Regions from separate parts of the Mus musculus genome. Here region 2 is linked to region 1. Evidence: chromatin loops called from intact Hi-C (ENCODE). Cell type or tissue: left cerebral cortex. All regions are shown on one strand. Links, peaks and the distances in the headings refer to the core of each region. The heading gives the core; the rest is flanking DNA.

Evidence for each region. Hi-C counts contacts between places; a loop is a spot of excess contacts. Peaks named below come from ENCODE experiments on the same cell type or tissue, not always from the same donor. Only the 100,000 strongest peaks of a DNase experiment are listed, where the experiment ranks them.
Region 2: it touches region 1 in a loop (2.1-fold over the local background); 2 of 42 quality-filtered maps call a loop at or near these places.

The regions. Positions count from the first base shown.
Region 1 is chr13:84,901,073-84,909,424 of GRCm38, forward strand. It overlaps Gm34196 (a long non-coding RNA gene), which reads right to left and starts at 5,095. Exons shown (of 3, transcript XR_382705.1): 1 at 4,992-5,095. In left cerebral cortex, for the core only: no CTCF peak of the experiment used is centred there; DNase peaks (open chromatin) are centred at 4,644, 5,072 and 6,308; H3K4me3 peaks cover 1,195 bases; H3K27ac peaks cover 877 bases.
Region 2 is chr13:84,793,183-84,801,534 of GRCm38, forward strand. All of the region lies in intron 2 of Gm34196 (a long non-coding RNA gene), which reads right to left. Among named protein-coding and RNA genes, the nearest start is that of Gm34196, 110 kb to the right of the region's middle. In left cerebral cortex, for the core only: a CTCF peak has its summit at 4,945 (motif pointing right); no DNase peak of the experiment used is centred there.

The sequences.
Region 1 (8,352 bases), core at 288-8,287:
AGTGAGGAAGGAGGAAAAGCTGGGAACCCTATGACACTGGGAGCATCCATTTATTAACCAATAGTTTCACTCGGTTTGATTTTAAACTACAGCAGGAATCTCATTTCACTACAACAATTTTCATACAATGTGCCAGAATCCTGGAATAATTTTCTATTAGTTCTGTTTGACTTTGAGATAATTTTACCATGAGTGGCCCACTCGCAAATATCAACTATAAAGGAAGAAAAGAAGGAAGAACAAACAAAAGAACAGTAAAATCTCAACCAGTTGGAAATGTCAATCTTGTTCCTCAGTGTCAGGTTACCTCTCTCTCTCTCTCTCCTCTGTCTCTGACTCTCTCTCTCAATCTCTCCCTCCTCTTTCTCTCCCTATATTTTATTAATATATTTATGAAACATAAAATCTATGTAAAATTTTACTATGTGTTATATATAATAAAGCTTATTAATTAAATTAATTTATTATATATAACAATGAGTACTTATATATGTATATAGACATACACACACACACATATATATACACACACACACACACACATATATATATAGAGAGAGAGAGAGACAAACAGACAGACAGACAGACTGACAGACAGACAGTGAGACAGAGAGACAGAGAGACAGAGAGACAGAGAGCCTCCCCATTTTTTAAAATGGGAATAAAATAATTTCATGTAATATGTGAACTTTTCATCAATATTTTGTAGGCCATCCACATCATGCATCTAATTCTTAGGACCAATTGTTTCCTGTGACATTCTGCACATTATTGAAGTTTCATTAAAAAAAAAAAAAAACCTTTCTTTGAAATATCACTGTGTAATTAGGAATTGACAGGTAAAGCTGCATTCCAAGTCTGCAGTCCACTTATAGCAATGGGACATGTTAGAGATGTAAATCCTTACACAAAGAGAGTTTCTAAATAAATAAATCAATGATTAGCATTTCATTTTACATTTCATTTTATGTTTTGTGGGCATTTTCTTAATGTCTGCAATAGAATCACTTTATAATAGAAGAATAGTACTTCTGGGATAGAAAAGTTCAAAGGTGTCCTCTAAGGACATTGTATGCAATATAGTTTTAAAACCAAACTTTCTCTTTTTTTTCCATTTTTTATTAGGTATTTAGCTCATTTACATTTCCAATGCTATACCAAAAGTCCCCCGTAGCCACCCAACCCCACTCCCCTACCCACCCACTCCCCCTTTTTGGCCCTGGCGTTCCCCTATACTGGGGCATATAAAGTTTGCGTGTCCAATGGGCCTCTCTTTCCAGTGATGGCCGACTAGGCCATCTTTTGATACATATGCAGCTAGAGTCAAGAGCTCCGGGGTACTGGTTAGTTCATAATGTTGTTCCACCTATAGGGCTGCAGATCCCTTTAGCTCCTTGGGTACTTTCTCTAGCTCCTCCATTGGGAGCCCTGTGATCCATCCATTAGCTGACTGTGAGCATCCACTTCTGTGTAAAACCAAACTTTCAAAACCAAAGAATAAATAAATATTATAAATCCTGTGAAAACTCCCAAACTGATCCTTTGAAAAGACTGGAAACAAAAAACACTTCCTAAAACATGCAACGCAACAGTGATGATGATGATAATGATGATAAAATTTAATGACAAATATACAAAATACATGAAAAAGAGTGTATTGAGTATACTATTCTTAGTTATAGTAGTTACATAGCATCATTATTGCTAACTGAAAATGTAAATAAAAGAATAATTTTCTGGAAAACTATAAATTATCTAAATACAAAAGAAAATTCAAGTTACCCAGTAATTTTATAGAATTTCATTCCATGAATAAGATGTGTCCATAAATCTAACCAGCAGAGCTGATCAATCAGAGTAAAATTCCAGTCAGGAAAACAACACTGAAAACAAGACCCTTCTTTCTTCTTCCTTGTGTTTCTCTGTGGTAATGAACATAACTAGCCAATCCATTCATAAGGTTGTCAAGCCAGACAATTTGTTCCTCTCAATGTAAATACAATTTAAGAAAACTAAAACAAAGTTTCAAGTGTATTTGCCATGTTAAGAAATGGGTTCTTGTATGATAAATGACAGAGGGCACTGGGTGGACATGTGTGCATGAAAGTGTTCAAGTCAATCACTTGCAATACCAGGCCAACTAAAATTGTGTACAATAGTCTATTGTCATTGAGAACATTAGTGTGTTCTACAGACACCTGGATTTGTTCAGGGAACCATGTGATATGAACATGTACACCTATAGTATAAGGCTTCACTTCATGCAAACTGATTTAGTTTTTACTCAAAACAAAGACACTAACTACTTGCAATTTTCTGTAATAATTAGTGGTTTTACCAATGATAAGTGCACAACCATAATTACTATGTTCTTCATTATTAAAAAATATAAACAAAAGATAAAAACAAGGGTGAGGTTATAGTACATATTAAATCTTAGTCACCAACTATATTTTGACAAAAAATTAAATAAGAAAAATGCAAATTATTTTTCCCTTTTAGACAATGCTTTGTGATGTAATTCTACTTGTAGAATGATTTCTACCCAAAAGTTACACAAATGCTAACAAATAAAGTGAGAGATGGCAAGGTAACTCATGTCTAGGAGGAATCTTTTACCAAAACAGAAGGTAAATTTTATGGCAACTCACTAGATCTTTATTTTTTTACATCCTTTACATATATATCCTTTAAGAAATTTTACTAATTGACATGAATAACTATAAACAGAAAAAGATAAAAGAACTCAATGTATCACCTTAAATTATACATTCCATATCTGTCCAATCAAAAACAGTTGGATTAAAAAAATTCCATTTAAAAAAATTTTGTATACCTAAAATAGAATTATAAATGAAATTATAGAGCTATAGACAGATAGGTTCGTCTTGTGAAATTATAGTTTACTCATTTTTGGTTTGGAAAGTAATTTGGACTATTTTAAACCAAGTGAAACGAAAAAATCCATTGGCTATATTTATCCACTTATATGGAAGCTATTAAATAAGAGGATATTGCTTAAACAATGTTCTTTAGTGGAATGATTCCAAATCTACAGTTTTGATCTGGTATGATAAAGATTCTATGATGTTTATTACAGTTGTAAACATTTAGTGGTTGATAGTTAAACAGAATCCTTACTGAATTCTGAAACTTTTAAATAAACATAGCACACTACAAATGTGAGATTTAAATTACCACTCATAGTTACATGTAGCACATGACCACTGATATGATCGCATGAAATTCTTAGATAAATTTGTCATTTCTTCTCTTTTTAAACAACTTGTCTTTGAATTCCTTAAATATGTTTTTGTTAATTATTTCAACAACAGATAGCAAAATGAAATGAAAATATGTTCACATACATTTACTGTGAATGAGGGAGTATTATATATGTGTGCTTTATAAATACTGATAATGCAAATCTAGCAAATTTAAAAGAGAAAAAGTGAAAATAAAAACACACCCTCACTTAACTACAAAATAATTCAAACAGAAAAAATAGAAAGTATCCCAGTTGTGTCATTAAATAAATAGAAAGCAAATTTGTCTTTATATTCAGAACCATATAGAACTCAAATATTTGCAAACTATTAATTAAAAGTTCATGAAGTACGTTAAACTCTCAACAGTTATTTCAAGGAAACATTAAAATTTTCATATGAAATATGCAAATGCTGAGAGAATTTCCTCTGTATTTATTCATTCCTAACGATGCTTTTGATACTTTTGTACCTGTAATGTGTAGGAAGTATGGTGACTGTAGACTTTCATAGTTCATTACACACAATGATCATGCATTTCTTAATATATAGCCCAAAATGTTAAATTGAGCTACAATACACTATAGAGTAAAAAAAAAAACAAAAATGGAGTATGCTAAAAAAAATTCCACTGTAATGCTATAATACCTGCAATATTTTAGAGTCACAAACATTTGCAGTGAGAATCTTTACAAGTGAGGAATCTGACATGAGAAAAGCAAGCAGCAAATATTCACTTGACTAACAAAGAATTGCTTGATCCTGTATTTCACATCTCCACAAGCATACAAAGAGGCATGACTTATTTTTAGTAAATTATGGCAGTGAGTTACGCCCTAATACCCAAATTAATTATCCTGGCCATTCTTGATTAATAATTCTTATGTTACCAATGTATTGCAAAAAAGAAAAAAAAACTAGTAATTTTTAAAATCTGTAGGTGGGCTGCGAGAAAACTATAAATAACATATTCAACAAGAAATAATTTGTCAGGTCATATATGCTCATTATATGCATATCTTTTACCGTAATTGCTTGTGACACTTTTAAATAGATGAAACAGTCTCAAAGTTATCATTCAAAGAGGAGATTTTGATAAAGAAAATAGATGGATCCTAGCAATGGAGCTGTTCAGAGCTCCATATGCATACATGTGACAGTTTCTTATTTACATGTCGCTCATGTTTATGCATGTTCAGAAGACTACAGCTGCTACCCCATTCTCCAGAAATCACAGACTCCGGTTAAGTCTATAAACAGCCACATTTGAGCTTGTAATGTATTTATCATGAAAAACTTGAAGCTCTAATGGAAGAGGAGGGGGTAGCGGTACAATTTGCTTTGAAAAGATAACGGGCATTTTTTCAAAAACAAATACTGTATATTTAATTCAGCTTTTTTAGGTGCTTTCATGTTATAGGAATTCTGCTGGTGATGAAAAGAGCATCCAGCCAATCAAATAGAGTATCCTTGTGCCATCTAAAGTAGAAGCCTAGTGTTTAAAATAACCCTGATGAATTATTCATAGAACTGATGTTTATGCAAATTAGAGAATCATGCATCCACCTGACCACCAGAGAAGAAAACACACACACACACACACACACACACACACACACACACGGTGTGGAGGGGGAACCACCATGCTTTTAGCATTCTCCAGAATCTACGTAATCAAATGATAATGTTCTTTCATTAAATACATCAAGGAATTACAATCCTTACCTGGTTAGTTTGTAGAGCTTTCAGATTTTCTGGATGAAATAACTGACTGTGCATGCAACCAATAAAACTGAACTGAAAAGCTGATTAAGGGCACTTACTTAATGCAAAGCCACTCACTGAATATTCATTTGCTGTCCGTGTTTATGCAAATTAAAGTAAAGCAAGTCCAAAGGGATTGGTTGCCATAGCCCACAAATACTGTGTACAGCAGAAAATATAGAGATGAGTTACAAATAAATCTCGAAATTCATAGCTTTGAAGTCACAAAGAAAAATAGTAAAATATTAAAGGCTAGGTGAAGTACAGCTTTAAATTGTCTTATTTAATCATATTACTTTAGTACTACTGGCTATTTTATAACATAATGCTCTATAATTACCTTAATGTCAAAAGATAGCACCATTTGTGTTTGTCAGCTTTGTTTATCCCACAAACATTTATCTGAATAGATTTTTGAAGCATAGGAGAGCAAGAGGAAACAATTATAATAAAAATATAATAACTAAATACAAGGCTACTGTGTCCTGGTGTCTGATCCCTTCAGATTTGATCCTTTGGTGTTTATATCCAGCACAAGTAACTAAAACTGCCGGCATGATGTTGAGCTTCTGATGCCTTGATGCTTACAGGTATCTGCAACATTGGAGATAGTCTATTGTGTGTTCAACGAAATATTGTTAAACATTTGGCCAAAAAGGTTTCCAAAGAAAGCAGCCTTAAATTCCAACAATTTTCTTTTTGAGAATTCAAATGCAACACTATTTTCTGAAAGACATGTTGAAAAACATTCAATGTCCCAATAAAAAATAAATTATGTGTGTTCACAAAATCATATTTATGTATATATATGTACATATATATAAATGTGTGTTTATGTATGTGTGTGGTATATATATATATATATATATATATATATATATATACATATATATATATATATATGAAAATGGAAGTAGGCTATTTGGAAAGAGAAAAGGAACTTTCAAGTGGAGGTAGGGAGATATAACAGGGTAATAGGGAGTGAATATGGGTAAGATACATCTATCTAAACAAAAATATAATGAAACCCATTAAATTTGTTTACACAACAAATATATTCTAGTAAAACAGTTTTAAAAATGTGAATTTTTACAGCTATTTGAGAACTCATCCCATGTATTGAGATGGGCCATAGTATATAAACGATATGCAGGGCTACAGAGATCCAGTCTCGGTACTTAAGAACACTGACTGCCCTTGTGGAGACTGGAGTTTGACTCCCAAAACCAACATTATGGTGCTCACAGCCACCTACAACTAACTTTAGCTCCAGGAGATCTGACACTTCCCACTGGCACACCCATGCAACTGCACTCACATGTATACCTAAACCCCAACGCAGAGCACCCATGCATGAATGTAATCAAAATTCATATTTAAAAATTAAAATAGCTAATGGATGCTTTCAGGTTTGGCAAAAAAATGTAAAAATACCATGGATCTTCTTCACCTTCCATTTATTGAGTTAAAGTGAAAATTGTTAAAGATGTTGGAATATATCCAATAAGCTTTTTGTACATTTTCTAGTTCATAGTTTCAAAACTTATGCTATAATAAGATGATATAATAAGATCTACACTTGCTCTACTTATCAACACTATAAGGACTAGTCCCAACCTAAACATTTTTTAACTAGAAAAAGACTTCTTTGTTGAACTTATTTTTGTCTGATTACAGCTCTCATGGCTGCAGATAACTTTTGTTTTCAGGTGCTCTTTGGATTTTCACGAGAGTACTCCTCACGGTATACATTTATGTTCATAGATACAGGTCCCTAAAAGACATTTGTTCATTGGAAGTTATGTGTTCTCACGAAGACTCTTGCTATTCTCCAGAACTGGACTAGAAACAATGACACTATCATATCCAGAATTAACATTGTACTGGGTTTTTACCAGTATTTAGGAACTGTATTTCTATTATTGCCTACTGATTATTTCTTTGTTAATTATTACATCCACATATACCCATTATAAAATGTACAGTAAAATTAATGAATTACAAGTAATAAATCTCCTTTTCTTATCACACAATTCATTTTAATTGACTTACTATATAATACAGAAGATAGATTGGTCATTCGTTAAAGGTTTTAATTAAAGAATCTTAAATTAAAAACTTCTAGGAAACAATGATAAGCCAATATGCAAACAGTTGACATTTATTAAGCTACCTTATCTCTATAAATTTGTACTTTTTGAAAAGAATCAATTTTAAACATCAAAACATTTCTAGTGTTCAGATTAAAATTGAAACACATTTCTATAAAGGCCACTCATTGTCTGATTAAGCTTGCCTTGCTTTTGGTTGCAGCAAAACTAAGGCTTGCTTGAGAAAGGCATTTCAATATTCAAAGAAAATGTACCTAACACACACATAATCTGCTAGAGGGAAATGTAAGTGGATATCATTAATGTCACCCTTTGTCCAATTCCTGATATCATTAGTGGGATTTCTAGCCTTTGCTTGAGTTGCATCTCTTAAACTCTGGACCCTGTCCAACTCTGGGGTATTTCTGACAATTTTAAAATATTTATAAGCAAAATCCAAACTGCCCTAGGCCATGGCTCCCTCAGATCTCTTTTCCTACATCTGTTCAAGATGAGACCAGCTTAGTCAGTGGTGTGAGTTCTGTAAAAATATCAAAATAGCCTAGTTCAGATGAAATAAATGAATGCTTCTAAGACTTATAACTACTTGAATTATGGATTCATAATTTCCAGATGCATAACCTATCCAGATTCTTTTTTTGTGTGAACCTGACAAAATCCTAAATGGATATTAGTACAATCTTAATAGGGTTTAATGAAGAGATTAAGTTGAGCAGATTTTTTTATTTACATTAGAAGTCTTAGAATGATATTTTCCCTCTTGAAGGAAGAAACTTTTTTAGTGAAGCCCACAGTTAAGAGACTTTTAATTGTAAAGACTTGGATTTTTAAAGAGATGGATATTTTAAAGAGATTGAAAATTTAAGAATATGTAAAGACTGTGAGACATTTAAAGTTATTTAGACCTTGGGGATGAATAAGAATGTAAGGGTTGAGGCTTACTAGTGATGTGTTTGTGTGTCAAGTTGACAAGGGGTCAATTGTACTGGCTAGTTTTGTGTCAACTTGACACAGCTGGAGTTATCTCAGAGAAAGGAGCTTCAGTTGAGGAAATGCCTCCATGAGATACAACTGTAAGGCATTTTCTCAATTAGTGATCAAGGGGAAAAGGCCCCTTGTGGGTGGGACCATCTCTGGGCTGGTACTCTTGGTTCTATAAGAGAGTAGGCTGAGCAAGCCAGAGGAAGCAAGCCAGTAAGGAACATCCCTCC
Region 2 (8,352 bases), core at 92-8,091, 110 kb before region 1:
GCCTTTTTTCTCTATAACTGTTATGAATTTCACAGCATCCTTTCTGGGGAAAGAATTTTCCTAGCACATAGACTTGGACATTCATCTATCATTGATAATTTGGTGGTTTCAAAAGTAAAGTTAACTGTAACCTTTTCAGTACTGTATAAACCATCTCATCTTTGTGTCTATAACACTCAGCTCTAACAACACAGGTAGTCCTGGGTAATGTCAACATTGAAGGAATGCATATGAAACACAAGCTTTAACTCATTGTAAGCATTTAGTAGTTAAAACTGATACTCAAGTGATCAATAGTAACATATACAGTTATCTTTTTCTATCAGGCTCTCCTTTGGTGGAAGGAATCAAATGGTGAAAGACATGATCCTAGTGGATACCTAGGAAAGGAAAATAGTTTGAATTAAAAATATAAAAGAAAATATTTTTTAAAAACAATATTAAAACAGAAACCCACTTTCTTATTTGGAGTAAGAAAAGACAATATAGTATTCTTAACCCAAGGCTAATTTCCGTGTGTAAATGATTATTACTCCAATGAGGTCTTTTAAATATTATTTCTTGTTGTTTTCCTTAGTCAAATTACTGAGGTAGATTTGAATATTGACACAAAGGTCATATTTTATCATTTTAATGACTTTGTTTGCTATAACTGAACTGAAGGGTCTAGTTCTTCATGTAGATCTATTTGTCTGTCCTTGAAAAAAAGTTTAAAGTAAGTCTAAGTACTTCTAATACAGATATCAAAGGAAAAGCTAGTTTAGTTATTCGCAAAGTCAGAGATTTGCTACACTTGATTTATTAAACTTCTGTAAACTATCAGGTATTAAAGCCATTTAAGGAAAGGATATTTGTGTATTAGGTGACTAAAAACCAGCATCATATTCTTGAACATATCAAAACTGAAATCTTAGAGCTAAGAGAATAGGCTGCTGTCAGGGCAGGTTGTGGGTGGTGCATCCAAGTCTCCCAAGACCTTAACCATTGTTAATGTTTTTCACTGCTACCTACTTTTAAAGAGTACAACATAACCTAAACAGATAACATTTCTCGGGCTAGTTTGTAGGAGTAGGACATCTTGCTTTGTTGTTTTAGCAACCCTGTAATATAGAGACTACATCTCTATTTTACTGATAAGTCAATTATAAATTTCTGTATTGAGAAGGAATTACTTGACAAACATCACTTTACAAAGTCAATAATCTAATACAAAGTCATTGTTCTTAGGGCTGATCTTGTTATGAACTGGAAAAAAATCATAAGCTAGTCCACAAAGTTGTATACAAAACAAAAATGTACTGATTGGCTTTAATCTTTATAGTTTCACTATAAAGATGTATAGTTTCACTATATAGATAAAGTCCAATATTTATGTAAAATTTAGAGCCTGTGTGCACCATGTGAATTTTTATCTATAGGAAACTAAAGAACAACTAATTTGTCCATTGTAAATGAGAAAATTAAGAGCAAAGAGCCAAGCATTTTCACAGAGGGATAGTTGTACAATTGAGAAAGAGTCAAGTGTCTGCCTTAAACTCTGATGTTTACTATTTTACACGCTCTGTGGAAGGAAAATGTGCCAAAGTGAAAACCTGTTGAGAGAGTCACAAACCACCACAGAGAGATGAAGTATTCATAACGCTTAGGACAGCAGTTTTCAGACGAGGGCTGTTTGATTGCGGCTGACTTCCAAAGGGTTAATAACAATACTAGTTTTCCAATAAGTCTTAGGAGAGACAAGTCACAAAAATGTGGCCTCTCCATTTGCCTGTGAAATTGGTTACTTTTTAAAATTCTGCTATGTCCTGCAAGTGAAATGTACATTTTGTTGGGCAAAATGGGAGGAAAACAATCGTGAGTGGAAATCCTCATCGCCAATGACTTGTATTTTCTCCTCTCTGGGAATCTTTTCACTGTATTATTTTAGGAGGAACTGTTTAAGCAAACAGAAAGACGTCTATAGTATATTTAGCCCTTTCCACATATCAAGTTTAACTTATTTTCCTGGCGAGAATGAGGTGGCTATAAATACCTTTACCACTTGATCCTGTAACCTTAAATGAGGGTGAAACTCCCCTTGGCACTAACAAGAATTTTGCCTGTGAATAGTTACAGAATTGAGTTCTGGACGATTAAGAAGCAATTTGATTCTTTCCCAAGAGATAGAAAATCCTGCACAATTTTCAGATGGAATACGCATACTAGCATCTTGTCCATATTCCTAATAATAACAAGAACGAAAGGGGAGAAAAGCCAGAAATTCTTGCAGGCTTTAGCAGGCTCGTTTCAAAAGCCTGTCAGCTAAACAAATAAAATGAAATGCTGGGAGGAAGAACCAGGAAATTAACTGCTGAGGGCTAGAGCTAATGAGTGGCCTGTTGCAAAGGAAGTTATGGTCATGGAACTGTGTGCACAGAATGAGAGAAAAATTAACACTATCAAATAGATTCTTATTTAATTCTGAAGTTTATTGCTTTCTGGGGGATGTGCCTCCCACCAGCTACTGAAGTTTCCCCCCAACTCTATACCCGCACCCCCAAATAAGGTGAATGAGATCAATCAAATGATGGGAACTTTGAAGCATGGTTAGGCTGCTGGGTAAAAGCATGCAAAATATGTCTGAGACTTCATTAAAAAGTGCCTACCCAACACCTTGGGTAAAATCCACAGTAGCTTGGCATTGCCGCCTCATTAGTAGCAAAATGAAGTGGACATTCCCTGAAGAGTGCCCCTGCTATACTCTGACCATTCCCATGAGTGGCTTTCTCACGCTCAGTGATTTAAAGCCTTGTGTCTATAGATCCTCTCAGCTTTAGTTAGGCAAGGATCTACTTGTTTTAGGCCATGGTGGCTCAAACAAGGGCAATTTGTTAATCCAAGACTCAGTTGGAATCTACACCGCTGATTACATGTGCTCTGTGAATCACTCCTTGCTTTATTCAAAAAATTGAAAACAAATAAATTATCAGCAACTTATCTGAAACAAACAAAAACACAAAACAACAATAACAATACCACCTAAACTGTTCTTCCAAACAAAGGCTTCTTTCGCAGTATTGAGACTTGAAGACAGTTCACAGAACAAGGCATTCTTTTCTTTTCTTTTCTTTTCTTTTCTTTTCTTTTCTTTTCTTTTCTTTTCTCTTCTCTTCTCTTCTCTTCTCTTCTCTTCTCTTCTTTTCTTTCTTTCTTTCTTTCTTTCTTTTTTTTTTTAAAGTCACTATCAGCTAGGATCTTTTTTGGGGAGGGTTACATATTTTTTCTTTTTTATTAGATATTTTCTTTATTTACATTTCAAATGCTATCCTCTTTCCTAGCTTCCTCTCCGAAAATCCCCTATACCTCCCCATCCTGCTCCCCAACCCATCCACTCCCACATCCTGGCCCTAGCATTCCCCTATTCTGGGCCATAGAATCTTTGCAAGACCAAGGGCCTCTTCTCCCATTGATGTCGACTAGGCCATCCTCCCCTACATATGCAGCTAGAGACATGAGTCCCACCATGTGATTTCTTTGATTGGTGGTTAAGTCCCAAAGAGCTCTAGGGGTATTGGTTAGTTCATATTGTTGTTCCTCCTATAGGGCTGCAGATCCCTTCAGCTCCTTGGGTACTTTCTCTAGCTCCTTCATTGGGGACCCTGTGTTCTGTCCAATAGATGACAGTGAGCATCCACCTCTGTATTTGTCAGGCACTGGCATAGCCTCACACGAGACAGCTATATCAGGGTCCTTGTCAGCAAAATCTTGTTGGCATATGCAATAGTGTCTGGGTTTGGTGGTTGTTTATGGGATGGATCCTTGGGTGGGGCAGTCTCTGGATGGTCCTTCCTTCAGTCTCAGCTCCGAACTATGTCTCTGTAATTCCTTCCATGGGTATTTTGTTCCCCATTCTAAGACGGAACGAAGTATCCACACTTTGGTCTTCCTTCTTATTGAGTTTCATGTGTTTTGCAAATTGTATCTTGGATATTGTAAGTTTCTGAGCTAATATCCTCTTATCAGTGAGTTCATATCATGTCTATTCTTTGTGATTGATTGGGTTACCTCACTCAGGATAATATCCTCCAGATCCATTCATTTGCCTAATACTTTCATAAATTCATTGTTTTTAATAGCTGAGTAGTACTCCATTGTGTAAATGTACCATATTTTCTGTATCCATTCCTCTGTTGAGGGACATCTGGGTTCTTTCCATCTTCTGGCTATTATAAATAAGGCTGCTATGAACATAGTGGAGCATGTGTCCTTATTACAAGTTGGAGCATCTTCTGGGTATATGTACAGGAGTGGTATTGCCGGATCTTCTGGTAGTACTATGTCCAATTTTTGTGGTCCTCTTTCTCCACATCCTTGCCAGCATCTGCTGTCACCTGAATTTTTTATCTTAGCCATTCTGACTGGTGTGAGGTAGAATCTCAGGGTAGAACAAGGCATTCTTGGTAGAAATCTCTTATCCGTCTACCGGAAACCACATTGAGTTAACCAGGGAACTGTAGCAAGCATGATGTGGTTCCTGTGACAAGTGGAATGGGGTCTGTCTCAGTCTCTTTTCCCTGCCATTCGATTCCCTTTTTTACTACTTGGACTGCTTGAACGGGCCTCAGTGGGAAAGGGGGTACATAGACCTGATGGGACTAGATGCCCTAGAATGGGATCATACCAATGGACGGCTCCCCTTTTTTGAGGAGAAGGGGTCACGGTAGTGGGGATGGGATTTGTAAGGGTGTCATTGTGAAGAGAGGAAGGAGGGGTTTGTGAATAAAATAATAATAATAATAATAAACAAGCTACTAAGATCTCCGAACTGTACATGTCTTCTGCCTGTATGTTCTTGATAATTGTTCTTATTAGCAAAGTAAAATTTGAGGTTGATCCCAAAACTTTTTAACAAGGTTTGACAAAAATGTCAATGGGTGAAAACCCATGAAAGTCTGAGGGATGCTTTTGTCAAATGTTCCCAGTAGGGGACAGCATCGGAGCAATGATAACACCGTTTATCAATTTCATTCTACTTGAGCTTTTACTCTTAAGCTGCTCTTTGTCATTATGGTACCAAGTAGCAAATGATGAAGTAAAAATACCCTAAGTAAAGAGTATAGACTCTGAGACTTAGCAGTAGACTGGATTCAACAGAAAGTGGTCTGAGCAGTTATCCTAGTTATAGTCTTGAGAGTTATATCAGTAACCTTCATGACAGACTTGGTGTTGGACATTGACAACATGCTATCAGCAAAGGTTATGATTCGTATGCTTGCTTCTTGCTTCAGAGTAAGCCTTTAGGAAATATAATTTATCCCGCAAAAGACAGACTGCACCTAGACAAACATGCCTCAACTTATACTATTAATTTCCAGTCAAATCTTCTCACAGTAAACACTGAGCTCTCAAGAACAAAGTCAACATCAGAACCGAGTTAGTACATGGGATAATTCAGATTATATGCTATTGAAGGGTGGGCACTTATTTCCTCTACCTATTATTAACAGCTATATATTTTAATAATTTCTTCTTGTGTTCATATCTTCGTTGTGATTTTATAAGAAGTACAATAAAATTATTGCCTAGTCTAAAGCCTAAGTAAACTGTCATTACTAAAAGCCATACATATTAAACAGACCAAGTCTTGGTGTTTTTATCTTTAGTTTCTATCTCACAGTAATGCTATGATATGTGTGTGTGTGTGTGTGTGTTTAAATCCAGAGTTTTGCAAACAGAAGACTACACTTTCCAAGAAATAATAAAGGTCTTATGGTTAATTAAATGTATGAAATAATTCATGGAACAAAATTATGCAATTTCCTGTTTGGCCCTTAGGACATCCAGTATTTTAAAATGTGTTAATACTATATTACTAGGGATATAATAGAAAACATAATACATAATATTAGGCACAGTATTTTGTCCTTAAAGAAAGGGACATATCAAGTTGCATTGTCTCCAGTTAGAATCTAGAGGTACGTATGTTGAGACTCATTAACTAACCTAAATTTCAGTGCTGTTTACATTCTCACTCGCATGGGTCCCACATGATATGACCCAGAAAAACACACACACACACACACACAGTATACTAGGATGTTCTCAGTCTGTACTACATACTTTTTTCCCCACAAATGCAAGTTCTGCATTGTTTGCTGTTTTGTCTATTGATCTTGCCTCCTAGCTGGACTATTGTACTTGGCCCTGTGAATCATAGCTAGCACTGCCTTATGTGACACACCATCTAGAAGTCTCATGAACATAGTGGATAGTAACTTGCAGCTTTGTTGACCTATCCTGAAATTAAGTTTTTTTATGTTTTAATGATATTGTTCTGTTATATCAGAATCTGATGAGGTAATCAGCTTACATTCACTAGGATGGTCTCTGGTAGAATGTCAAATATATGTTCATTTCTATAAATGATTAATATAAGTACTTCATGAATATAATTGTCATGGTAAAACTAATATTTGAATTTTTGAAAATTGAAAAAATTATATTATCTATGCTAGATATTTGTTTTTCACATCCCAGAAGCCAGTATAAAAAAAAAGTCCAAATGCTGATGGGCCATTAATTTGGTCCTATTTATTTAGGCCATTTCCAATGAGGTTCTTAATGAGACTCAGCAAATGTTTGTTCTTGACCATGCAGGTAATGTTGAAACTGTTGATTTATCAAGTATCCAGACCCCTTACCCCCACAGTTTGGCGCTGGAGCTTACAAGAGTGAATCCTGCTTCTCAGCTCTTTGTTCTGTGTCTTTCCAGCACAGATTGCATAATTTTTTTCACTACAAGAATGTTTGTACACTCTTGTTTAATGTGAAACTTATTGGTTACATTCCCTCATTTTTACTAGAATAATGAATGCTTTCTTGTATTTAGTATTTTTGCACAGATATTTAAAAATTAAGGAAAGGAAAAATACCCTTTTAAGCTCAGAAATGTTTAACATTCTGTGCCTACACCACGTGGTAGTAAATCGTGATGGAGATTCCCCCACTATACCTTTTAGGCTACTTAAAATTTCTTCCTTGGAGTTTGGTTCTTGTGCCTATAATCCTGGTTACTCAGAAAACTGAGGCAGGAGACCGCTTGAGTCTGAGTACTTGAAGCAATGCTCAGCAATACAGTCAGCTACCAAACAACAGTAACACCTTCCCACCCTCAAACAACAAGAAAATCCTCCAAATGTTTCTTCTGATTGCCTGGTGAGGAGACTGCCCATATGCAAGAAAAAGTCTCCAGAGTAATTAGTTTTGTGCTGAATTTAAAAACAACAACAAAAAACCCACCAACCTGTCAAATGCTTAGAGAAAAATGTGACTTTTAATAGACTGTGTTTTATTTGCTTCCTCAGGATCTACCACTATACATTCACAGATTCACACCACCAAACTGATTTACTTAGGGAAACCTGGAAATAACTTAGTACCTTGAAGGAGCAGCTAAATGGATGAGGGGAGCAAATTACTTCTTTGACTACTCAGAAGACATTTATCTTAGATTGTTGTGAAACCCTGACTTAGGTGATTTAGTCAAGTACCCACCTAAAGGCAGAAAACAGCAAAAAAATTATTTACCAATATCCTTTATTATGTTAACTTGATTAAAATCCGTGTATTTCAAGAAACAAGAAAAGTTGCCTTTCACTATAGAGTTTGGATCCAACGAGAGACATTTTGTTCTCAAGCAGAAAGGTCAAATAAAAAGGTAGGAGTCAGATTTCAAAGTCAAGGAGATGCCTGCACATACCTATCAAGGTTTTGACTCCCACCCTGTCCTCTCCTGGACACCATTAGGAGAACCATCAAAACTGAATTCAACTGCTATGTATTATGCATGACTGCACTGTTTACTGCACGGCATCCATCCGTGCCATTCAGTTCACCTAGATGAAATCAGGCAAAGGAGGTAAATTAAGTCTACGTTCAGAATGCCAGACTGCTGACTCTTATGAAAATTGATTTACTAGTTTATCTAATGTTTTAAAAACTCATTTTATTAAGTTGTAAATCATATCATTCAGGACCACTACATCAGAAGGTAAAATTAATGATCGCGATAAGGACATTAAAAAAAAAGCCACAGCATGGTTACATGACAACATGAAAAACATTGATGAATAGCAGCTTAGGAGCAGTGACACAGAGTTCAAATTTAATTTGAATGGTGAAGGGCATCATCTTATGGAGCAGACTGGATAAGGGTAAGTTCATATTGGCACATGGTTTGATGTCATCATGGGTGATATGGATGAGTGATACAGTGAGAAAATGCCATGTGGAATTCTGAAGGCCTGAGAAATGAAAATTTGAGGTTATCCATGAAAAACAAAAGGTTCATTTTCTTTGCCAGATAGGAAAACC